Linked DNA regions of Mus musculus: region 2 is linked to region 1. The links are chromatin loops, found by intact Hi-C in ENCODE. Cell type or tissue: heart. All regions are shown on one strand.

Region 1 (8,000 bases):
TCACCTCGTAGGTCATATTCATGATCTACAGAATAACCCATGGAGACGGACACTTAATCATTTAAAAATTCAATTTTTGTCATTTTAAAGGAGATTTTATTCTCGGTAATGTGTGTGTCTTGTGTGGGGTTATCTGCACAATAGTGTAGGTGCCCAAGGTGGTCAGATCTCCTGAAGCTAGAGTTACAAGGGCTATGAGCCACCTGGCTTGAGTTCTGGGAACCAAACTTGGGTTCTCTAGAAGAGCAGTGTGTATTCCTAATCAATAAGCCATTTCCTTAGTCCTGAGCACCCATACTTACTGTCCTTACCTGAAGTCTGGGAAGGTTATGGAATTTAAGATCACACAGTTAAGCTGAATATGGTGACACACATCCCAGCCTCCGGAGAGGCTGGGGCCCTGGGATCTGGTGTTTTGGGCCAATGTAAACACTGCCTCAAAGGGAAAACAAACAATGAACAAGGTTTAATGCCACTGTCACACTTAAGTCTGCCATAGGGAAAAAAAAAACCACACACACACACAAAACAAAAACAATACCCCCCCCCCAAAAAAAACCCTCAACTCTCCCATCTGTGCCAGAGGTGTCCTCAGTGTGCCCAGATGACTGATGGGAGATAGTCACAGGGTGGTAGCAGAGGCCTCAAACATCAAGCTTTTGGGGCACCTGGAGCATGGATGATAAGCAGGCGACAGTTTCCTGCAAGACTGTATCCCTGCAGAGAAGTCTGACAGGCACTGGTGCAGGATGCAATGCCTGGTATTGTACCACCTGGTGCTTCTCCAAGGCTGGTGTCCCACTCCATGTGTGGAGCGTCTCTCCAGCAACCTGAGCTTACGACGGTGCACCATCAAGCATGCCTTTGAGGTCATCTACCTGCTCGCTGGAGAGAACTCTCTGCAGGGTTTCACTGTCATTAACAGTGGCCTCCCAGGAGACTGAGCATGCATTGGGTGAGTCCCACAGGAAGATGGTAGGCTGTAGTGGGACTCCACTGCACCCAGTGAATCAAGCCCTCTGGCTGTGCCTAGACGCGAGTGCCTGTGAGGCTGCCTAATATTAAGACAACAGGCAAAGAAGCTGGTAAGTGCTACCACGGGCTATCCTAATTCTTGGATGAACTGAGGTGTGTGGTGTGTTTTGTTCAGAGGGAAAGGTACCCTGGGACTTGGAAGCCCAGGAACCAGAGGGGAGAGGTATCCCAATGGAAGGATATCTTGAGACACAGGTGCCCAGAAACCACACAGCCATGAGAGGAAGCTTCCTCAGGAGAGGCACGGTAGCTCTCAGCTGAGCAGCTCAGCTTTGCTCCACCTCTTCACTTTTCCCCTTCTCTTGATTGCTTCTTGGCTTCTTTCAATGATGCACACCAGGCTGCAAATACCATGATTTATTGGAGGGTCCAGGAGAGGAGAGAGAAATCCAGGGATGACTGTCCTCTGCTCCTAGGAGTGGACAGCAGGGAATTGGACAATTGGCAGGGTTTATATCTCAGCAGGATAGGATATCTCGGGGTAGTGGGGCAGAGAAATCCAGATTGAAGATTGGTGGGATTTCAAGTCCTGAGCTTGGGGAACTCAGAGATTGGTAGATTTTTCTGGAAAGCCCAGTAATCAGTGGCTTTTTTTTTTTTTTTTCACCATCACCCCCCAATTCCCTGCCTCAGGCCCATGGGTTAGGATGGGAAGTCCTTCCTGGCAAACAGGTGGCTTTGGCTGAGGACCCATCCCCTGCAGCTGTGCTTTGCTAAAGCTGTAGGACAGCTGCGATGGGTCATTTTGACAAGAGCTACCATTTTTGACAGCTGGGAGTATCATAGGCTGGGGTGAGAAGGAGGGGCTGGCTACCACTCTGATGGGAACTGATGGGACCAAGTCTGACTTTCCAGCTGTTTCTAATAAACTGATATTTTGAATGGAAATTAGAATCAAAGACTGAGTGGTTAGGTAATCCTTCACTCCTCACAGATCTTCAAGATGGAAGTCTAAGAGTAAGACATATTCAGTTGTCTCTGCCCTGGAATACACCTTCTAGAACACTGTGACTTCACTGTGTGTGGTGGTGGTGGTGGTGGTGGGGCTTTTTTGATATTTTCTTCTTGTAGTTAAGGACACCAATTCCATTGGAATTAATTTTAAGGCCTGCCCTTGTGGCCTTGTTTATATATAATCCCTATGAAATTCCCATCTCTAAAATTCCCCATTTTAGACTAAAGCTCCAACACAGAAGTTTTCTATAGAAGGACTCAAGCATTGAGGACCAAACTGGCACATTTTAATAATTTTAATATGTTTTTACTAGCATATTCACCATATATAACAATGGGCTGTATTATGACATTTTATAACGTATATAATATATTCTGATCATATTCAACCCCTATTATTCTCTCGTCTTCCCGCCCCCACTCTTCTTGAACTTGTCTTTAAAACTAGTCATTTTTCTTCTTGATCTGTCAGTAGGTTTAATTAGGGTTACTAACAGAAGTATGGGCAACTTACTAGCAGACATACCACTTAAAATCTTTGTCTATCTTTAGGTGATACAAAGGCACCACCGAACTTGATGACCTGAGTTCTATCTCCAGGAGTCAAATGGAAGAAGAGAAATGACTTCCACACATGGTATGTGTGTGATAACACTTATGCTCACATCAAAATATAATAAAAAGGTGTAAGTAGAAATGAAGGCTAATTGGAACAGTAAGAATTATGACTGTAAAGGGGAATGTAATAAAAATACATTATATAAGTGTATGAAGACTTCATAATAAAACTTATGTATCATTTATGCTAGTAACTTTTTAAGTCATTCCACCAGCAACCATCAACTACCAATAGAACTGGGAGGGAGCCCTTCCTCGCTCCTTGCAATCCTTAACTGGGGAGAGCAGGAGGTATTTGTTCCCATCACATCCCTGGGAGGCCCAATCTCGGGCAGATTTTGCAAGCACTACATAAGTCCTGGTTCACGTCAACTAGAACATCGAGAGGTATTAAGAGCTCAGTTCCCTTTGTTTTTGCAGCTTTGAAAATGGGATCCAAGAATCATCGCCATGTCGTCTCACAAAAGACGGGTGGAGAAGTCTGAGAAATACTGTGCGCTGTCCCGCTTGGAGTTTCCCGGGGCTCAGCAAAGCCCCGGTAAACTCGAGCCCCTGTAAACTCCTCGGAGGAAAGCAAGACTGTTTTATCTGTTCTCAAGCCGCGAGGCGCGTTTCCAGTCCCTGCTACCCTTTCACTCTGACTCGGCTTTGCCAGCCAACCCCTTAGGTATATCAAGAGGTGAACTCAGACTGGAGGCCGAGGTCCCTAGGATCGTGCAAAGCTCTCAAGCCTTTCGCGGAACTCCAGAACGTCCACGCATGCGCCTCGCTCGCTGCCAGCCTACGACACGCAGGAACAAAGGCTCTCTGCTGGGTACCAATCGTGTTCGCTGGCTGCTTTCCAGCTCTCCAATCAAATTCTAGGGTGTGGTCATCGCGCCAGGCTCCTCCGGCTTCCGATTGGTTAACGTTTTCCTGGTGCGAGCAGCTCTGGCCAATCAACGTCCGTCAGTCCACTCCGCGCGTCCTAGCCTGGAGGCGCGAGCGGCGCGGCCGGTTGAGGAGGGCGGGAGGTGGGCGGGACGTCCGGCGCTGGCCCCGCCTCCTCGCCCTGCCCACTCCCCGGCGTCTAAACACAGGTGGGAGCGGGAGATCCCGACAGGTGAGCCCCGCGCCCAGCAGTCGCAAGGATGGAGTTCGTCAAGTGTCTAGGCCACCCGGAGGAGTTCTATAACCTGCTGCGATTCCGCATGGGAGGCCGGCGGAATTTTATACCCAAGATGGACCAGGTAAGTCGAGCATCCCTGCTCCCTCGCAGGCCTGTGGCGGCTTCCCGCACAAGAGGTCTCTAGAGGATGGATGGTCTCTGACACCCTGGTCTTCACGGAAGGCGGGATCCCTGCCTGGGTCGCGCACCCCCACTAGGGCCATGTCCCCCCCCCCCCCCCCCCGCCTTTCAAGGTTTCTGTCTGTTCAAGCCATTGCTTTTCTTGGTAGTTTGGCTGCGTATTTTGTTCTTCTAAGCTTGGAGTTATTTTTACCTAAATGGGTGCGTTCCAGAATTGAGATTAAAGAGAACACGGTTGAGAACAATTTTGAGAACATAAGGAACCCTGGAGGAGTTATCGTGCCTATTTTCACTGGAATGAAACTTACTTCGCCCCACCCACTCCTTCCAGTTTTCAGACATCACCTCCCGCATAAGCTTACTCACCTTTCTGCAGCCACTATTTTATTCCTGGGTGCTTCCTACGGTTTTTGTTGTGTCCAAGTTCCTACTAGTTATTGGCTGCCAGAGGCCAGAACATGTTTGTTTTTTTGGTTTTTTTCGTATTTCATTGGTCTGTTCCCTTTCTTAAACGCGTGCTTTTATGATAATACTTACTCTGACAAAAGTATGTAACTGTTGCATGATGACACATCCAGTTAACATCAAAAACTTAAACGTTTCCCCTTCACTGGAAACATCAGGCACTGTATTTTATTTAAAGGTATTCTTAATTGGTGCCCTTGCTTTTCTCATTCAGAATCCTCCCTTTTTTAAGATTTAGCTCTAACAAGTGCTCTCAGCCATTCAGCAGACCCTGGACACCTGTCAGTGATGGGCACTCTGTGGGGTAAAACATGGATAGCAGTGTAATTAAGGGCATAGACAGGGTCCACAAGGAAATGAACGCCAAGAGTAGGTTTCAGGGGAGAAGAAGGTACAGTTGCCAGATTCTTGCACGGATAAGTAATCAGAGCAAGAGCAAGAATCTGCTTTATAATCCAACTTGAGCTCCTGACAGCTCCAGTGACAGGTAGTTCATTCTGACCTGCAAGGTCTCCTTACCTGCCTTCTCTAGCACCCTTTAACTTAGACCCGTGATCCCAGAGCCACTTTCAGATGCAAGATTCTTTATTTCAGTCTCGCAACAACTTCAGGGTTCTCTTAACTCGGTTCTGAATTTTATTTTTTCAAGACAGGGTCTCACTGTGTAAGCCCTGGCTGTCTTGGAACTCACTTTGTAGATCAGGCCAGCCTTGTGACTCAGAGATCCACTTGCCTCTGATCCCCATCTCAGCCTCCTGGCAAATCTGAATTAGAAGCGGCTTGAAAATAATCTTTTCTTCATGTACAGGCCTTTACTGCCTTGAGCAAAGTAGCTTGTCAGAAATGTGTGGGGGTTGGGGATTTAGCTCAGTGGTAGAGCGCTTGCTAGGCAAGTGCAAGGCCCTGGGTTTGGTCCTCAGCTCTGCGGGGGTGGGGGGGGGAGACAAAATAACAAAAAGACAAAAAACAAACAAACAAACAAACACCCAAGGTAACTGGTACACAGAGCGGGGCATGGTGGCACACGCCTTTAATCCCAGCACTTGGGAGGCAGAGGCAGGTGGATTTCTGAGTTCAAGGCCAGCCTGGTCTACAGAGTTTGAGTTCCAGGACAGCCAAGGCTACACAGAGAAACCCTGTCTCAGAAAAATAAAAACAAAACAGAAATGTGTGAAGATGAATTAGTGAACAGACTGCTTTGGGGAAGCTTGTATGTAGCCTTCTAAGGCAGGTAGGTGCCTTTGCCTGAGTATAGCAGAATAGTGACTTTTCCTAAGGGGATTTACAAGAGTAGGAGGGAAAATCACTGCTAGTTAGGATGCAAGTTTAACCTTTGTAGGGTTGCCTGAAGGAAATAGAGCTTTCAAATGCCTCTGTGGCTTTTGTGCATAAATACTTGCTTGGCTCAGTATTAGTAAGATTTCTTTTGAGTGCTGACATGATGCCGTAGGTGGACACTTCCACACCACACTTGACCTTGTACATGTATTTGACATGTCGTTTTCAATATGTTAAAAAGCATTGTAGAAAATTCCCTGTCAGCTGTGTGTATAAGGCATATGTGAAACACAAACAATTGCATGTTTGGACATGGGTCCCACTGCCAAGATATCTCATTGCTCATTTACAAATCTTAAGAAATCTAAATACTTCTATCCTGGAGAAGATGTACATTTGAGCTTTTACGGGGTGAACCCAAGATAAAGAATTTCTGCTTACAGTCTAGGTTGTAAGTCTTGGTCAGGAGACCAAGTGACACCTGACACCTGGTGATGGCAGTTCACCACCTCTGGGGAGGTATTCGCTGTCTTCTCTCGGTCCATGATGCTCAGGTTTTAGGATGCTTTGGACTGAATGTCCACCCTTTCCTTCCTCTTTTAGAGCCAAGGGGAGATTTAGTCTTTGTTTTGGAGTACAGACCCTGAAGTATTAAGACAGCTCTCAGTCTTTCAGAATGCTGATGAAAGAGCCTGGCGTAGCGCCACACACGCTTTTAATCCCAGCATAAGGAGAGGAGAGGAAGGTGGCTCTCTGAAAGTTTGTGGTCAGCCTGGTCTACATATTGAGTTAAGGGCTAGCCATAGATATGTAATGAGACCCTGTTTTCAAACAACAGACCAAAAAAAAAAAAAAAAAAAGTATTGCTCTGACGCTGTGCCTTTTCTTTTGATTTTATTTTGTATTTTTTTGAGACAGGGTTTCTCTGTGTAGCCCTGGCTGTCCTGGAACTCACTCTGTAGACCAGACTGGCCTCGAACTCAGAAATCTGCCTGCCTCTGCCTCCCAAGTGCTGGGATTAAAGGCGCCTGCCTTTGCCTTCCAAGTGCTGGGATTAAAGATGTGTGCCACCACCGCCCGGCTGTACCTTTCCTTTGGTTATTTTCCTGTGGTACTCTTCCAAGCCGTGTGCCTGCTCCTCCTTTTTCTTTAAAGGTTGGTTTCTGTAATTGCACAATACTTGGCAATTTTAGCCTGGTTACTTCAGAAATTTACATTTCTTATTGATGTCTTTATTTCTAATTCCCATACTTTAAGATGGGCATTAACTTAAAACGCTCTTTGGGCGTTTTGGTTTCTGGAACTCGATTTGTGATTCAGACTGGCTTTGAATGCTGAGCCTCCTGGCTGCTGGGATTGCAGGTGTGAGCCTCCAAGCCCAATTAAAATGCATTTTCATTACAAAATACTTTATGCAGACAAGTATCGAAAGTTACATATAACAGGCCACTGCATCAGTAATCTGTCATATTTACTTCATTCTCTTCATATATATTTAAGAAGTTAAATATTCATAAACACCTAAAACAGTAGACTCCCTGCATCTGACATTGGCCTGCCTGCCCCATTCTCTTGTTCACCTGGCTTTTTCAGGCTGTCTCCTCACACTGTGGGCTTAGAACTGTGGACACCTGTCTGGGATCTTTTTCTCCGTCTTTATGTCTTGCTGAAAGCCTCTAGAAACTGGGATTGTGTGCCTTCCCTTAGCTAATGTTTATTAGTTCTTGGTGTGTGCCAAGCACTATTTTACATACCTCCCATCTGTTATGTAAACACCCAGTAACCCTTTGAGGATCTGTTTTCCTGTTTTGTAGCTAGGGCTTAGAGGTTAGTGAGTTACTTAACATCCCATAGCTATGGTGTGGCGCCCTGGAATTTGACTCTCACAATCTGACTACAGAGCTTGTTCAGTCTATCTTTTTTAAAAAGATTCAATTTTTTAAAATTTTTTTAAAAAATTTTCTAAGTGTGTTATGTGTTACAGTTGTCTGTGAGTTTGTGGCAGTGAGTGCAGTACCTTGTTGAGGCCAGAAGAGGCCATCAGATGCCCCTGGAGCTGGAGTTATAGGTGATTGTGAACTGCAGACGCTGGGAACTGAACTCCAGTCCTCAGTAAGAGCAGTACTTGCTCTTAAGCACTGAGCCATCTCCCCGGCCCCTCCTGAGCTCTCTATCCCAGTATGCTGTCCATCCTTAAGGTAGTGAGCCACAGAAGTACATTAAGCAGGCTGTCCAAGCGAGCTAAGAGGGGGACACATCTAGGCCTGGTGCACACAAATGCCTGTCCTAACTAGGACTACCAAACATCCTGACTGGCACGGTGGCACAGCAGGTAAAGACACTGCCAACAAGCTTGACAACC
Region 2 (8,000 bases), 100 kb after region 1:
CCCCCAGTTGGCTCAGTGTCTCCTGACTGCAGTCACATGCCTTATCTACATTGGTGTTTGAGGTTTCAGTGGCCCAGCTTTGTGACTTCAGATGGTCCCTGGAAAGGGGACCCGGCTTCCCGCTGCTTTCTACCTACAGTTCTGCGATAACAGCGGCAGAACAACCCTGGTAGACCCCCATGGTTAACCTTCTACAGAGGAAGTCCTGCTGCCAGAGTCCCAGGACCTAGGCCCTCAGATGCTAACTCCAGCACGTTTACACGGTCTTTCAGAGTCTACAAGTTGCTGACCGCAGATTCCCACTAGGCTCCCGCAGCAGCTCTGAAGGCAGATAAAAAAGACCCATTCTACAGTTAGCGTGACTGACAGTGTGCAGTGTGTGCTTAGCAGGACCAGTGCATGTCCCTTCCCTAAGCCTGGCGCCGCGTCAGGTTCATGTTTGCTCCATCCTTTAAGTATGTGCAAGGCATGTTCATGCCTCCTCCACCACACACACTAAGCATGAGCTTTACCACTGAACTACATACACCCACAGCTCTTTTATTTTGTAAAGGTAATGGAGGTTCAAAGGTAAAATGATATAGTAGTAGTGGAAGAGCGGGAACCAAAACAGTTCTGCTCCTGTCTGCTCTGCGCACCTGCATACGTGGGGGGCGGGGGGGGGGGGAGGGGGCCTTAAGGTTGACGCTGAATTTTTCCCTCCCTCTTGATGGCCCTGGAGACCACCCTTTTGATTACTCTAACTAGTTCATTGTAGTTCATTTGCTCCAAGGATTCCCTGTCTTTGCTAACAGGGCACTGAGATTGCAAACGCCCGGCTGGGTTTTTGTTTTGTTTTGATTTTTGGCTTTTGAGACAGGGTCTCTCTACATAGCCCTGGCTAACCTGAAAATCACTATGTAGATCAAGCTGACCTCAGACTCACAGAGATCCACCTGCCTCTGCTTCCCGAATGCTGGAATTAAAGGTGTGTGCCACCAAGCAGGGAGCCCCCACAGCTTTTACTTGGGAAATCGGAACTCTAGTTCTCAGGCTACTCGGCAGGCGCTTCTACTGAATTGTTTTGCTGAGCAACAACTCACTTACGACTGCATTGGATACTTTTCTCATGGCAATGACAAAATAACCCACAGAAGCAACTCAAGGCTCATGGCTTTGGGGACTGAGGTCCATGGGGGATGGTTTAAGAGGGCGGAGCCTGCGGCTGAGCTACTCAAGTCGAGCTGAACCAGAAAGCAGAAACTATACATGCTGCAAATGAGACTAGACAGCCCTGTGTCCAGAAGTTTCCACAGCCTTGGAGAACAGGGCTGTCAGGTAGAGCCCATTTTCAAATCCATGAGCCTGTGGAGGAGATTTTCTATTTAACCTGGAACAGCGATGGGGTGGTTCTAGAACATCTGGAACCCGAGAGAGTGTAGTGTGGAGGAGGGGGCAGGGGAGGGGGTGAGGAAAGAGGGGTAAGGCTGCTGTGGCTCAGGGTTCCAGGAATTCCATCATACTGCCTGTCCTGTGGGAGCATCAGTTCCCAAAAGGTCCAACTGAGGCTGGAGATCTACTTCCAAGGTGGCTCGCTGCATGGCTGGCAAGCTGGTGCTGGCTGCTGGTGAGGGGTCCTCAGCTTCTCCCCATCGGGATTGCTGGAGTGCTCCCCACCACACGGTGGCTGACTTCCCCACAGTGAAAGCAGGACAGTCTTTATGACCTTGTCTGAGAAATCAGACCATCATTTCTGAGACCAGTTTTGCAGACAGCTGCTTGCGACAGAGGCGTGACATCAGGAGGCAGGGTCATTGAAGACAATCCTGGGTGTGATGCAGTGCTCCCGTGCTCCCCAGCAATGTGCAATGGCAGTGTTGGTTGAGAAAAAGAAAAGCACTCAACACAGAGAGATAGCTGTTTCATAGCAGAAAGCAACAACGTAGCTCTTAGGCTTTCCTGATGAAAGTCCTCCCCCCCTCCCCCACTTCTTCTATTCTGTGGTTTTGGGGATCAAACTAAAGGCCTCACAACGACAGGCAGCCTCCGCCACCGAGCAACACACCCTCAACCTCCCTGATCTCTTTCTGTTTTTGCTTTGTTGTTTGATTCTTTGGGACAAGATCAAACGTAGCCCAGGTGGGCCTTGAACTTGCTGTGTAGCCAAGGGTGGCCCTGATCTCCTGATCTTCTTGCTTTTGTCTCTCTACCACTGAGATTAGGAGCATGGGTCTCCACACCCAAACTCCTTGAGTTTGTAATAAAAGTTGCACTAGAGCAGGGCGTGGTGGCGCATGCCTTTAATCCTAGCACTCGGGAGGTAGAGGCAGGCGGATTTCTGAGTTTGAGGCCAGCCTGGTCTACAAAGTGAGTGCCAGGACAGCCAGGGCTACACAGAGAAACCCTGTCTCGAAAAACCAAAAAAAAAAAAAAAGTTGCACTAGGGGATTTTCGTCATCAATAGTGTGAACATTGGAAAGGATTAGTGTAAACACAGATGATTTTGGTTTGTTTGGGGCGGGGTGTCTTAGGAAAAGAAAAATTTTAAAATAAAAATAATTTTTGAGAAAACATGTTTAATGTGATTTAAACACTGTGGAATGTGTATACATATCAAAATATCACACATTATTTCCTTAACATGCACAATTGTATGCCTTTATGTACCAGTTAATAATTTTAACTAGGGCTGCGGAGATAGTTCAGTAGGTGAAGTGAGGATGTTGCATAGACATGAAGATTTGAGTTTGATCCCCAGGACTCAAGTGGAAAAGCTGAGTGTGATGGTGGTGATTGTAACCCCAGTCCGGGAAGGTGGAGATAAGATTCCCTGGGTGTCCCTGGCCAGCTACCTACCCACCCACTCGACCAAACTCCATCTCTCTCTCTCTCTCAGAGATACCAATTTTTAAATATATTTTATGCTGCTCTGTGAATGCAGTTCCCAAGGAGGCCAGAAGGGGGCATCAGATACCCCTGGCGTTGGAGTTGCAGATGGCTGAGAGCCATCTGACTGGGGCTTGACAACTCTTCAGTGCTGGGCAAGGGACCTAACTCCAGCCCTTAGGCAGGGTGTGGTGGTGCACACCTCTAATCTCAGAGCTCGGGAGGCGGAAGCAGTCTCTGAGTTTGAGGCCAGCCTGGGTGTACATAGTGAGTTCCAAGGCTACACAGAGAGACCCTGTGTAACCTTGTTTCTCACCTTTTTGAAACCTATGGTCTATTATTGTCATTCATTGTCACCCTACTATGACACAGTTATCAGGCACGGGGTTCTGAGAAGTTGGAGAACAGCTATGCTCAATCAAGGCCTTGTCCTCAGCCCTTCCTAACAGGCTCTATTTTATTGTTGTTGTTGTTGTTATTTGTTTGTTTGTTTGTTTCAAGACTGGGTTTCTCTGTGTAGCTCTGGCTGTTCTGGAACTTGCCCTATGGCCTAGGATAGACTTGAACTCATGAAGATCAGACTGCCTCTGCCTTCCTAGTGCTGGGATTTTAAGGTGTGTTCCACTCCCACCTCCACCTCCACCCCCATCCTGCCCCAGGCCCTACTCCGAGTTTTGACCTGTAGGTTTCCCAGCTGTGGGTCACTTTTCGCGTCTTCCTTTTCCTTTACCGGAGGTCTGTTGGGGGCAGCTAGAGTTCAGCAGCTCTCTGTAGACTCCCTTCCCCTGTATTGTTTGTTCTCTGCACACATATGCCCTTTCCTAACCAAACAGCGCGGAGTCAAAGAAAGCTGAATAGGTCTCATAACCCCGTTTCCTGGTCACAAGACAGACAGTCGTCATCCCTGCCTTGTCTGCCTCCTGGTGTCTCGCAGGACCTCTCTATGTCCGTATTTGTTTCCAGCCGGGGTCCGGATGTAGGCTGAGCTTTTTACATTGCCCCTTAGACAGTCTCCAAGTCACACCTCCAGTCTTGCAAAAGGCTTATTGGCTACAGAGCCCGCTTTTCATGCTCACAGCGCCACCAAGTGGCTTACCTGGTGGAAGAACAGTCAATTATCTGGAGCGAATAGGATCCATCCAGGAGGAGCAGTCTCCTCACAGGGATGCCAGTGTTCCTGCTAGAACACGCCAATACAGACCTCCCTGACTTTTTCCGCTGTGACTTTGGTGTTTCTCCTTTCCTGTCTCTGAAGGAATGGGGTCTGTAGATAGGGAACTTAAGAAACTCTCTCATACCATAGTCTAATGACCCTAAGTTTGTATGGACCTGCAGCACATTCCCGCGGCACAGGTGCCTGGTTTCCATATCTCACCCCACCCCCACCTGCCCATCACCTGAGCTCGGTGCTACCTGCTCCTCCACCCGCGATTGTGCCTGCTGCATCTGCACTTTCCTGACACCTCTGCCTTCATCTCCTCCCGCGACTCCACCTCATTCTTCTTCATCAGCCCCTCCTTGCTGTCTGCACTCCACACCCCCTGCCCACACACCAATTCCGGAAACTATACCTCTCCAAACTCCAGGTGTCTGGACTCCTGGGTCCTCTAGGCCCAGACTGACCCACGGCCAGACGACTTTGGGCTAGATTCCATGTGCTTATCCTGACCATCTTGCCATCTGTGGAAAGAGATAGGGTGGGAGTCCATGTTGAAAGCAAAGCCTCCTCACTCAGGGCCTGCTTTGAAGCCCCGCCCCTGCTGAGCTTGTAGATTAGGGACCCAAAGCCTCTCCTGCCTTTTGACTCCAAGGCCAAGTTTCATCTTTCCATCTTAACCCAAACTATCCTGCATCTACGGAGGAGGACTCTCCTGTCCCCCAAATACTTCCATGTTCCTCATCTTCACAATGCAGAACACATACGCCTTTGACCCAGAAACATTTCATCAGCTACTCATCCTGAAACCCACATGCACTTCTGAAGGATGAGTGATAGACCCTTTCTCTCCCTCTGCGACAGATTAGAACAGATTAAAAATAGATAAAGGCAGGTTTATTAGGAGTCAGCTCTCCTGTGGGCTCACTGATCCCACAGGCGGAGGTCAGTGAAGCCACACACCTGGCCTAAAGCAAGAGGATTTCATAGAGTTTACTCGAGGAGTGATGGCGTGCCAGCGAGGCACTTTCCTGACACCTCTGCCTTCATCTCCACCAGCGAGGCACACCATGGACAAAAACAGCCCCTGGGCGGCCACTTTTAGGTGGGTGGTCAGAAAGGAGGAGAGATGGCTTCTAAGCCTGAGTTGTTTCCCTTGCAGGCTTTCCTTGGGTGAAGAAGAGCAAACAGGGTGTCTTAGTTTGTACAGGAGATAAGCAAGGGTTCCGACCAAACAGTGGGGATGAGATCTGCTCATCACCTCCACAACTCCTAACTGTAAAGGTGATGTGGATCTACTTCCATACAAAAGAGCTTGCAGGAAAAGTAAGAATCGGTTGCTAACTCCACAAGGGAAGAACTCCGGGCTTAGAAGCAATCGCTCCTCGTTCCTGACAACCCACCCAAAAGTGCCTGTCCAGGAGACTACTCAATTTTCAATGGATACATACGTCTAGAATAAAGACTCCTTCCTATGAAATACACACACACCTACACAAACATAACCACATACACACACACACACATACACACACACACACACACACACACACACACACAGAGAGAGAGAGAGAGAGAGAGAGAGAGAGAGAGAGAGAGAAGAGAGAGAAAGAGAGACCTACACAGACATAACCACAGACATACACATACACACACACACAGACACACACACACACACACACATGAAAAAGGGAGATAAGAGTTAGTTGCTCTAGATGTCAAGGATCCTATATGTTGATTATCTTTGAAGACAGTTGTTTTCTACCTCTAATCACTGAGCTTCTAGAAGCACGAGTCCTTATGTGTTCTTCAAGTCTAGCCCACATTACTCTTCCCTGCAGGACTCTGGCTCTCACAGGCTGAAGGGACTGCCCATGCTTTTTTGCTGAGAAAACACTTTAAAAAAAATTCTTTGACAATTTCATACATGCATGCAATTTATTTAGATCATTCTCACCTCTGACTCCATGTTCATATCCCACATATCCCCTCCAATCCCCCCCCCCCCCCCCCCCCGTCAATCCAGCAAGCACTGCCTGCTGGAGTGTTGCCCTGACCTGGTACAGGTGACCATAGCTACAGTAACTTTGAGAGTGTGATGTTCACACCCGGAAGACAGAATTCCACAGACTTCATTCCAGCCCTTCAGCTCCGACATTCCCTCTGCCTCCTCTCTCACAGTGTTCCCGGAGGGAGCTGGGGTGGACTGACACAGAGGCTGAGTACTCAGGTCACTTCTCTGTATGTCGATCAGTTGTGAGTCCCTGCATTGATGCCCACTGCAGAAAATGGGCCATCTGGCCCAGGGTGAGGGCAGCACTAACCTCAGAGGATAAAGGTAACTATTCAGTGGGCAGTTGGACAACATTTCGTTGTAGTAGAAGCAATTTAAGCTTATCCCCATCTAGCTTACAAATGAATGAGACTCAGACTGTGGTTGTTTTGTTTGGCTTTGGCAATTACTGGGATCACCCCTAATCTACTCTTCTAACTGCTGGCCTGGCTGCCTCCCCAGCAGTGTACCCCAGACACTTGCTGTTTCTCCTGGCCACGTGCTCACAGTCCATCTCCCCTCATGGAGGCGTCTTCTCTCTCCTCCTTCTCCTCCTGGTCTCTCTCTTCTTCACTCCCAATCAGGTAACTTAAAACCTACCTACCTCTAATCCTGCAAATAATTGGCTATAGCCAATTATTTGCAGGATTAGAGTTTTAAATCAAGGAACTAATAGTTTTAAATCAAGGAACAAGGTTTGCATAACAAAATCTTGTAAACATGACAATTCACTCATCGGCCTAGACCTTCAGGTACAGAATTTAGCATTACAATACATAGCGACAGACCAAACCACAACATGCTTTTACCATGCTCCTTGTGGTCTGGTATTTGCTTATTGACTCATGCATATGAATTCCTACTGATTGGAACTCTGAGGTAATAGATCCTGTCTAATTGAGTTTTAGATTCCTGTTAAAGGGAAATTGTTCTGACAATTGCCTAAACCTCAGAAAACAGTTTAAGACTAGCTCCGTGAGCTATGACTATTGGAGCTCAACTCCAATTGCAACAAGGCCAAAGGGGAGCATTTATAGCCAAGGACAGGATTAGGGAGCCAATGGATTGAACATTAATAAAGAACCTGAGGGGCATGGGGTTCTGGCTGAAGGCAAGCCAAAGACTTAGAAAGAACAAGGAACAGGGAACTTAATCACATATGGAGTGGGGTGGATATCAAAATACAGGGATTGTTGTTAAACTCACCCAGCAGGATTCTTTGCCAAGACAAGGTAGGCAAAGCTGAGGGGGGACAAAGAAGGGGGCTGAGGGGACTGGTTGAAGTTGGGTCACCATGGATATGGCTGTGTAGATGCACTGATGTGAGCTTTAGGCATGGGACTGCAGAACTCCAGCACATCTTCCTCACTGCCTTTCAGGAAGTAGATCTTAGTTAGAGTGTCCTTGATGGGCTTTGCCCATTCCAAAGGAGTTGTACCTCACTCACCGTATGGCCTTCCTGTCAGAGTTCTCTAGAACAATGAAACTTTATGCAGACACATCTTCCCCTCTCCTGGTTTCTCTCCTGGGACCTGGAAACTATCAAATCCATCATTCCTTCTCCAGGCATTTGATAAGCACCAATGTATGCCAGATCCTATTATGAGTGTAAATAACCGAAGAGTGTATCCATGAACAAAGTGTAAAATCCCCCATCTGTGTGAGGGTGTGCATTAGGCTCTTCTCAGGACCAGCAGTGAACTGGGCTCTAAGCTCACAGGGCAGGTCTAGGAAGTCAGGGGAAGGAATTTTGAAAGCAAGTAGGGTGGGGTGAGCTTGGAGGAGCTCTATAATTCTAAATAGGGTGATGATATAAAACATTGTTTAGCAGGTGACATGATGAATGGAGAGGAGTGGACATCTGCAGGGATATAACTCCAGGAAGAGGAGAAGCAAAAACAAACAAAACAAAAAAACAAATACCAG

The links. A loop is a pair of places that touch in the nucleus more often than their neighbours do. Peaks named below come from ENCODE experiments on the same cell type or tissue, not always from the same donor. Only the 100,000 strongest peaks of a DNase experiment are listed, where the experiment ranks them.
Region 2: a loop joins it to region 1, with 2.9 times the contacts of the local background. A loop is called at or near these places in 2 of 42 quality-filtered maps.

The regions. Positions count from the first base shown.
Region 1 is chr14:63,173,519-63,181,518 of GRCm38, reverse strand. It overlaps Fdft1 (farnesyl diphosphate farnesyl transferase 1), which reads left to right and starts at 3,632. Exons shown (of 8, transcript NM_001360211.1): 1 at 3,632-3,836. The coding sequence starts at 3,738. In heart, no CTCF peak of the experiment used is centred here; a DNase peak (open chromatin) is centred at 3,468; H3K4me3 peaks cover 3,503 bases; H3K27ac peaks cover 4,519 bases.
Region 2 is chr14:63,072,305-63,080,304 of GRCm38, reverse strand. It overlaps Gm35908 (a long non-coding RNA gene), which reads right to left. Exons shown (of 4, transcript XR_874690.2): 3 at 4,437-4,545; 4 at 2,930-3,961. Among named protein-coding and RNA genes, the nearest start is that of Gm35908, 5.5 kb to the right of the region's middle. In heart, CTCF peaks have their summits at 2,934 (motif pointing right) and 3,955 (motif pointing left); DNase peaks (open chromatin) are centred at 24, 1,214, 1,994 and 3,784; H3K4me3 peaks cover 1,007 bases; H3K27ac peaks cover 4,145 bases.